2 separate regions of the Homo sapiens genome follow, and region 1 is linked to region 2. Evidence: chromatin contacts called from ENCODE Hi-C or POLR2A ChIA-PET data. All regions are on one chromosome and are shown on one strand. The core of a region is the stretch at or near the end of the contact, and the rest is flanking DNA. Distances in the headings are between cores, read along the strand shown. Region 1 overlaps TTLL5 (tubulin tyrosine ligase like 5). Region 2 holds the start of TGFB3 (transforming growth factor beta 3).

Region 1 (4,238 bases), core at 384-2,883, 110 kb after region 2:
TTTCATTAAGAATTGAGGAGAGGCCGGGCGTGGTGGCTCACGCCTGTAATCTCAGCTCTCAGGGAGGCAAGAGGTGGGAGGATAGCTTGAGCCCAGGAGTTCAAGACCTGCCTGGGCAATATAGCGAGACCCCGTTCTCCAGAAAAAGGAAAAAAAAAAAAAAAAGATTGAGGTAATTGGGATGACGTCTAGGCCTAAGTGCAGGAAAACTTTTCTTTTGAGATGGTGCTTATGAATAGTAGGAGACTGGTGAAGAGACCTGATAATAACTTTTCAAACATAGTTTCATCGGAGTCAGTAAGTACTTGTTGGCTGGGTATGGTGGCTCACGCCTGTAATCCCAGCACTTTTGGAGGCGAAGGTGGGTGGATCACAAGGTCAGGAGTTCAAGACCGTCCTCACCACTATGGTGAAAACCCCATCTCTACTAAAAATACAAAAATTAGCCTGGCGTGGTGGTGTGCGCCTGTAGTCCCAGCTACTCAGGAGGCTGAGGCAGGGGAATCGCTTGAACCCGGGAGGCAGACGTTGCAGTGAGCTGAGATTGCGCCACTGTACTCCAGACTGGTCAACAGAGTGAGACTCCATCGCAAAAAAAAAAAAAAAATACTTGTTGAATGTATACATTGCAAGTTAGAATTTATGTAATAGTACTTACAGTTGCTGTTTATTGAATGCCTTATTAGCAGCAGGAGGCAGCATATAGCATAATAGCCATGAGCTTGGATGCTGCAGGCTGACAGACCTGGGTTCAAATCCCAGTTCTACCATTTATTACTTATGTGACACAGAGAAAGTTATCTAACTGATACTATGCTTTTTCATCTGTGAAATGAGGCTAATAAGAGGGCAGCTGTAAAGATCCACTGAGATAATACAAAAAAATGGCCACTTTGGTGCTTGACATATGGTAATATCAATATCACATCCTGAGAACTACAATCATGATAATACACAGGTATATATCATCATCTTCAAATTAGAGATAAGGAAAATGAGGTTTTAAAAGTTTGAATAACCTGTCTTAAGTCACGGACTAGACAGGGCCAAGACTTAAGCTGTGGGTTATCTGACTCCAAAGCCTGTCTAGAGTGGCCTATTTCCAAAACAACCGAATGCAGTATTATTTCATGTATTTTCTATGTATTTTCATTAAATAAGAATAAAAGTTTGGCTTGGCAAAATCTACTAAATCAAGTGGTCCTAGGAAAATCAATAATAACTAAAAGCTAGACACTAAGTATGAGTTCCTGCTAAAAGTCAAGTGGGAAAATAAAATAGAACAAAAGAACCAACCAAACAAAAAAACAACGAAGCAATAGGTTATGACATTAAGTTCCGGAGTCAATATGCTCTGGAACTTAAACACACACACACACACACACACACACACACACACACACACACACACACACTCCTCCCCTCTCATGTCCCCAGTCCAACCTTCCTCTCTGATACGCCATTATAAAGATGTATCAAGACACCTCCTGCATGGCTAGACTGTTTGCCTGCTCTTTGTGCCACGCTGAGGAGCTAGCATGTTATTGCCAGCTGCTTGGAAAAAGACAGGGTGCCTGCTGAATTTCTCTTTCTTTCCCCTCCCCTCCTCCACAACACAAACACACAGCAGCTGAAGGCTTGGCGAAACAGAATTCATTCCTGCAGGAGGAGGCAGAATTTTTTTAGACACGTGCAATGAACTTTTAGGAGCAAAATAACAAGACATGGTTCGGTTTATATGGGAATCCTTTCCACACCTGTGGGATTGTGTATATACACACACAGCATTAGCAAAAAGCTTGTTACACACTGCACTCAAGATGTTACCAGCAAACTGAAAGACCTCTTGATGTGAACAATGAGCTGCTGCCAGTCCTGCCTGTTATAGGAACATTAGTTTCTGCTAGGATTATTGAATCCAGATTAGTTTGGTAAACTTGGACATGGTGGGAAGGGAAAAGTAAAGAACAGATGGGGCAGAAGGATGAGAGAAATTTAGGACGCACAGTTTTCTCCTACCTTGAGTTATTTACTAATGTTGAAAATTAAGTCTACTAAAAATTGAAGGGGTTTCGAAAGAGACCGGAACCAGTGAAGAATTAAGATGTATTTAAAATCTCTCCTTTCTCCCATGATTGTTAAAGGAAACTTCGGCAATTCTGTGTTGGCCATCAATATGTCCTTAATTTTTCTGCTTTTGGGGCTCTTTTTCACTGTGGATGAGGCAGAGAAGAGAGTGGGAGGGAAGGAAGCAGGGAGTGGGTTGGGAGCAGAAGTTTAACAAAGGATCACTTTAACAGAAACTACTGAGTAATCGCTCTGTCCTGCGCCAAGAATAACATCAGCTCAATGTCTGCAATTAGAATCAGGTCAGTCAGGCCTCACAGCCGGTGCAGCCCTCCTCACAGACCCCAGCATGGAGAGCTACTCATGCTGATGTCACCAGTAGTCACTGTTACCCAAGAAAGTCCCCGACTCAGCTGAAAGAAAAGTTTTCTTTTGCCTTCTCCTTCAGGGGCAGGAAGACAGCAGGAGAAGAAAGACAGAATTAGAAGACATGCATTGGGCTGTATCAATATATAACAGATTTGTTTGATCATTCCTAACTCTTGAGATTCAGTACTTCCCACAACCATCCTGAAATTTTTTTTTTGCTTTTTTTTTTTTTTTGGAGACAGTCTCAATCTGTCACTCAGGCTGCAGTGGAGGGGCATGATCTTGGCTCACTGCAACCTCCGCCTCCCGGGTTCAAGTGATTCTCCTACCTCAGCCTCCTGAGTAGCTGGGATTATAGGCATGCGCCACCACGCCCGGCTAATTTTTGTATTTTTAGTAGAGACGGGGTTTCACCATATTGGTCAGGCTGGTCTCGAACTCCTGACCTTGTGATCCACCTGCCTTGGCCTCCCAAAGTGCTGGGATTACAGGCATAAGCCACCACGCCCGGCCCTGAAATTCATTTTTAAATGAGTTAATGTGTATAGAGAACCCTGAATAGTGCTTGGAACACAGCAAGTGCTTAAGTGGTGGCTATTATTATTAAAACAAAAAGGGAGGATTCTGCCTATTCATTAGGTTATTCCAAACCTAATGAATCAGAAATGGGATGGAGGAACAATTGTTTTAACAAGCCCTTCAAATGGTTCTGTTACTCTAGTCTATGGGTCTGCACACTAGGACCTATAGGCCAAATCCAGCCCATTGCCTGTTTTTGTACATAAAGTTTTGTTGAAAGACCGCCACACTCATTCATTTACATATTGTTTATGGCTGTTTTCACTCTACCATGGCAGAGCTGAGTAGTTGCAACAGAGATGCTATGGCCTGCAAAGCCTAAAATATTTACTATCTGGCTATTTACAGAAAAAGTTTGCTGACCTCTGCTCTGACTTAAAACAATGTTTTTCAAACTGCTGTTTTTACCATCAGTGTGTAAAAGCTCATTGTTTCAATTTTGTCTTATTTTGTTTATTATGCTCTCTATCATATGGACTGGATCACGCCAAGTTTCTTGTATCTCTGTTCCTGAAAACTTCCGCCACTGGCTCTGGGTGACTTTCCTCTCTCACTCCCATGTCACAGGATCAGTCTTTTGCAGGAGTGGATTAAGTATATGACAATTGCTACATTTATGAGTGCAATGCTATACTGAGATGAAGATCAAAGCTCATTCCCCATGAATACTGAGAGATGTCCATTTCCAAACTCATATCCTGAATCAGAGTTTAAGCAGAAATTAACACCTTCAATAAGTTGGATATCTAAGTGTTCTGACTGGAGGCCGAAAAGAATGGAGAACTTCCTATGTACACAATGAGAGAAAGGCTGCATGAACTTTCCCCAGACATTATTAGGAGATTACTATGTGAAAGATGCTGTTCATAAACATAATATGATATAAGATAAATATAAGGCCTCCTTTAACATCGCATTCCATAAACAGGCCTCTTTTATGGATGAATGCTAGGTAAATCAGATTTCAATTCTATCTACTGCTTTCAAACAGGCAGTTAACCACACTGTGAGTTATACCAATGGCTCCCTACACTTTAGAGAAATGAATCCAAGTGCAAGGAGTTCATTGGAAAAGTACCATTGCTATCTAAAGGGTAACCCCAGGACAGAAATACAGAATACTGAGAATGTAAACCATGCTTCAATCAACAATTTAGTGATAATTATAATGGTCAGATCTAGCACAGCTAAGCTACAAAGGTATAAAATCTACTAGGGCTTTG
Region 2 (2,995 bases), core at 496-2,995:
CTCGAATTCCTGAGCTCAAGTAATCCTCCTGCATGGGCCTCCCCAAATGCTGGGATTACAGGCGTGAGCCACTGCACCTGGCTCAGCACTTTTTACCGTACTACATCATTTACATATTTATTTAGTTTATCGCCTCCTCCACTGCCCCACCCCTGCCTCTAAAATAAAATTTCCCTGAGGGCAGGAGTTTTGTTTCGTTCACTGATATTCTTCACAGAGCCTAGAATAGTGCCTGGTATATAGTAAACATTAAACTTTTTCTGAAATTTCAGAGGCAGTATAGCATAGTAATTAAGTCCAGAATCTGGCAACGTCCTGGGTCCAAATCCCAACAGCTGACACCTAATAACTATGTGACCTTGGGCAAGTTACTTTTAAAGTTTCTACCCCTAGGTTTCCCATTGGTTTTGCAAATGAAAGTAATGCCTACCCAAGCTAGATAGCCTGTGTAAAATATCGCCTCCATCACTCACAAGCAGTGTGGTCTGTAAAAAAAAAAACAAAAAACTCTATGCCTCAGTTTCCTCATCCGTAAAGTGACCCACCGCTGTGCTGGGATACAGAGAACAGCCCCTTCAGTTAGTGGCCTGGAAGCCAGACCTCTCAGAAAGGGTCCAGGAAGGCTGGAGTGAGATGGGGTGGGAGCGGCACTCACTCTCAGGAAAGTTCAGTTCAGAGGCAAGCCCTGTGTTGCGGGGTGCGGGGAGCCACGTGCCCTACCCTCCCTTGGCTGCTCGTGGGAAAAGGCCTAGAGGTTCGGGCCGAGAAGAGGAGCGAAAGCACAGAGCCGACTTCCCCTCACCCATCTGGGAAATGGGCTCGGGCCAACTGCTGACTTCGCGCTCGCTGGCGCAGCTCCCTGCGGAGACCTCGGCGGGGAGGGAGGCTGAACATCTGGATGACATTTCTGCGAGAGCGGCTCCGGAGCGGCGGTCGGGGAGGGAGAGGTGCGCTCGTGCGCACGTCGGGCCGGGAGGGAGGCGATTCCTCGGGGCCTGGGTCTTGTTTTTCTCGCTCTCTACCGCAGCCCCTTCTCCCGCCCCTCAGCCCCCACCCCGCAGCCCCCAGCCCCCGAGCCTCCCCGGCTCCCGACCAGCCGAGCTCCTTCACTGGCGGCCTCGCCTCGCCAGAGGGCACCCTCGATCTTCCGGAAAACGCCACCATTTTTCACTGCCCCTGGAGCGTCTCCAGGCTTCTGCCCGCCTCCCGACTCCGATCTTGTCAATGAAGAATCGGGCCAGGATCGCCGCGGAGCGGACGCCGACCCTCCGACCCGGCTCGCAGGCTGGGAGTCCCCTCTGCGAGGCTGGCATGGCCGCCCCTACCGGGTCCCGCGCCCTCTGCGGACCCTGCCCCGGGTTGGGCCTGGCCCGCGGGCGGCCCCGGGACCGGGGGACCAGGAGGGAGAGTAGACGCGGGCCGCGGACGGCGCGGACTGACAGCTGGCGAGAGGGCGCCGGGGCTGGGGGAAAGGGAGGGAGGGGGCTCATCGGAGTAACTTTCCAGAAAAACAGCCAACGTGTGGCAGGAGTGATTCCAAGAGGGGAAAAAAAGTTCAGCTACCACGTCGAACGAGAGGACTCGCAAAGTATTTTTCAAAAGGGCTCGGCTTTTCCTGTGCCTGTTTAAAACATTAACATCGTGCAGCAAAAGAGGCTGCGTGCGCTGGTCCCTCCCTCCCCCACCCCAGGCCAGAGACGTCATGGGAGGGAGGTATAAAATTTCAGCAGAGAGAAATAGAGAAAGCAGTGTGTGTGCATGTGTGTGTGTGTGAGAGAGAGAGGGAGAGGAGCGAGAGGGAGAGGGAGAGGGAGAGAGAGAAAGGGAGGGAAGCAGAGAGTCAAGTCCAAGGGAATGAGCGAGAGAGGCAGAGACAGGGGAAGAGGCGTGCGAGAGAAGGAATAACAGCTTTCCGGAGCAGGCGTGCCGTGAACTGGCTTCTATTTTATTTTATTTTTTTCTCCTTTTTATTTTTTAAAGAGAAGCAGGGGACAGAAGCAATGGCCGAGGCAGAAGACAAGCCGAGGTGCTGGTGACCCTGGGCGTCTGAGTGGATGATTGGGGCTGCTGCGCTCAGAGGCCTGCCTCCCTGCCTTCCAATGCATATAACCCCACACCCCAGCCAATGAAGACGAGAGGCAGCGTGAACAAAGTCATTTAGAAAGCCCCCGAGGAAGTGTAAACAAAAGAGAAAGCATGAATGGAGTGCCTGAGAGACAAGTGTGTCCTGTACTGCCCCCACCTTTAGCTGGGCCAGCAACTGCCCGGCCCTGCTTCTCCCCACCTACTCACTGGTGATCTTTTTTTTTTTACTTTTTTTTCCCTTTTCTTTTCCATTCTCTTTTCTTATTTTCTTTCAAGGCAAGGCAAGGATTTTGATTTTGGGACCCAGCCATGGTCCTTCTGCTTCTTCTTTAAAATACCCACTTTCTCCCCATCGCCAAGCGGCGTTTGGCAATATCAGATATCCACTCTATTTATTTTTACCTAAGGAAAAACTCCAGCTCCCTTCCCACTCCCAGCTGCCTTGCCACCCCTCCCAGCCCTCTGCTTGCCCTCCACCTGGCCTGCTGGGAGTCAGAGCCCAGCAAAACCTGTTTAGACACATGGACAAGAATCCCAGCGCTACAAGGCACACAGTCCGCTTCTTCGTCCTCAGGGTTGCCAGCGCTTCCTGGAAGTCCTGAAGCTCTCGCAGTGCAGTGAGTTCATGCACCTTCTTGCCAAGCCTCAGTCTTTGGGATCTGGGGAGGCCGCCTGGTTTTCCTCCCTCCTTCTGCACGTCTGCTGGGGTCTCTTCCTCTCCAGGCCTTGCCGTCCCCCTGGCCTCTCTTCCCAGCTCACACATGAAGATGCACTTGCAAAGGGCTCTGGTGGTCCTGGCCCTGCTGAACTTTGCCACGGTCAGCCTCTCTCTGTCCACTTGCACCACCTTGGACTTCGGCCACATCAAGAAGAAGAGGGTGGAAGCCATTAGGGGACAGATCTTGAGCAA

Evidence for each region. Hi-C counts contacts between places; a loop is a spot of excess contacts on that map. ChIA-PET counts read pairs that join two places held with the same protein, here RNA polymerase II (POLR2A). Pooled maps may share reads with other maps.
Region 1: a loop to region 2 is called in a map of IMR-90, with 2.5 times the contacts of the local background. The contact joins the enhancer-like site here to the promoter of TGFB3 in region 2. A Hi-C loop is called at or near these places in 3 of 168 maps with a recorded cell type or tissue (Caco-2, IMR-90 and endothelial cell of umbilical vein), 2 of 37 single-sample maps with no recorded cell type and 15 of 50 pooled maps. POLR2A ChIA-PET finds 5 or more read pairs at or near these places in 10 of 52 experiments (A673, AG04450, GM12878 and 7 more).

What each region holds. Positions count from the first base shown.
Region 1 is chr14:75,866,191-75,870,428 of GRCh38, reverse strand. The region is part of intron 29 of TTLL5 (tubulin tyrosine ligase like 5); the gene reads right to left. Among named protein-coding and RNA genes, the nearest start is that of TGFB3, 110 kb to the left of the region's middle. Within about 2 kb of position 1,633, at least 20 of the 41 ENCODE cell types and tissues checked have a DNase peak (open chromatin) inside an H3K27ac peak, as active enhancers do; they include A673, IMR-90, PC-9 and 2 more, where a contact is called at or near this core.
Region 2 is chr14:75,980,745-75,983,739 of GRCh38, reverse strand. TGFB3 (transforming growth factor beta 3) reads left to right here and starts at 1,745. Exons shown (of 7, transcript NM_003239.5): 1 at 1,745-2,995. The coding sequence starts at 2,847. RefSeq lists silencers at 951-1,070, 1,201-1,440 and an enhancer at 1,111-1,170.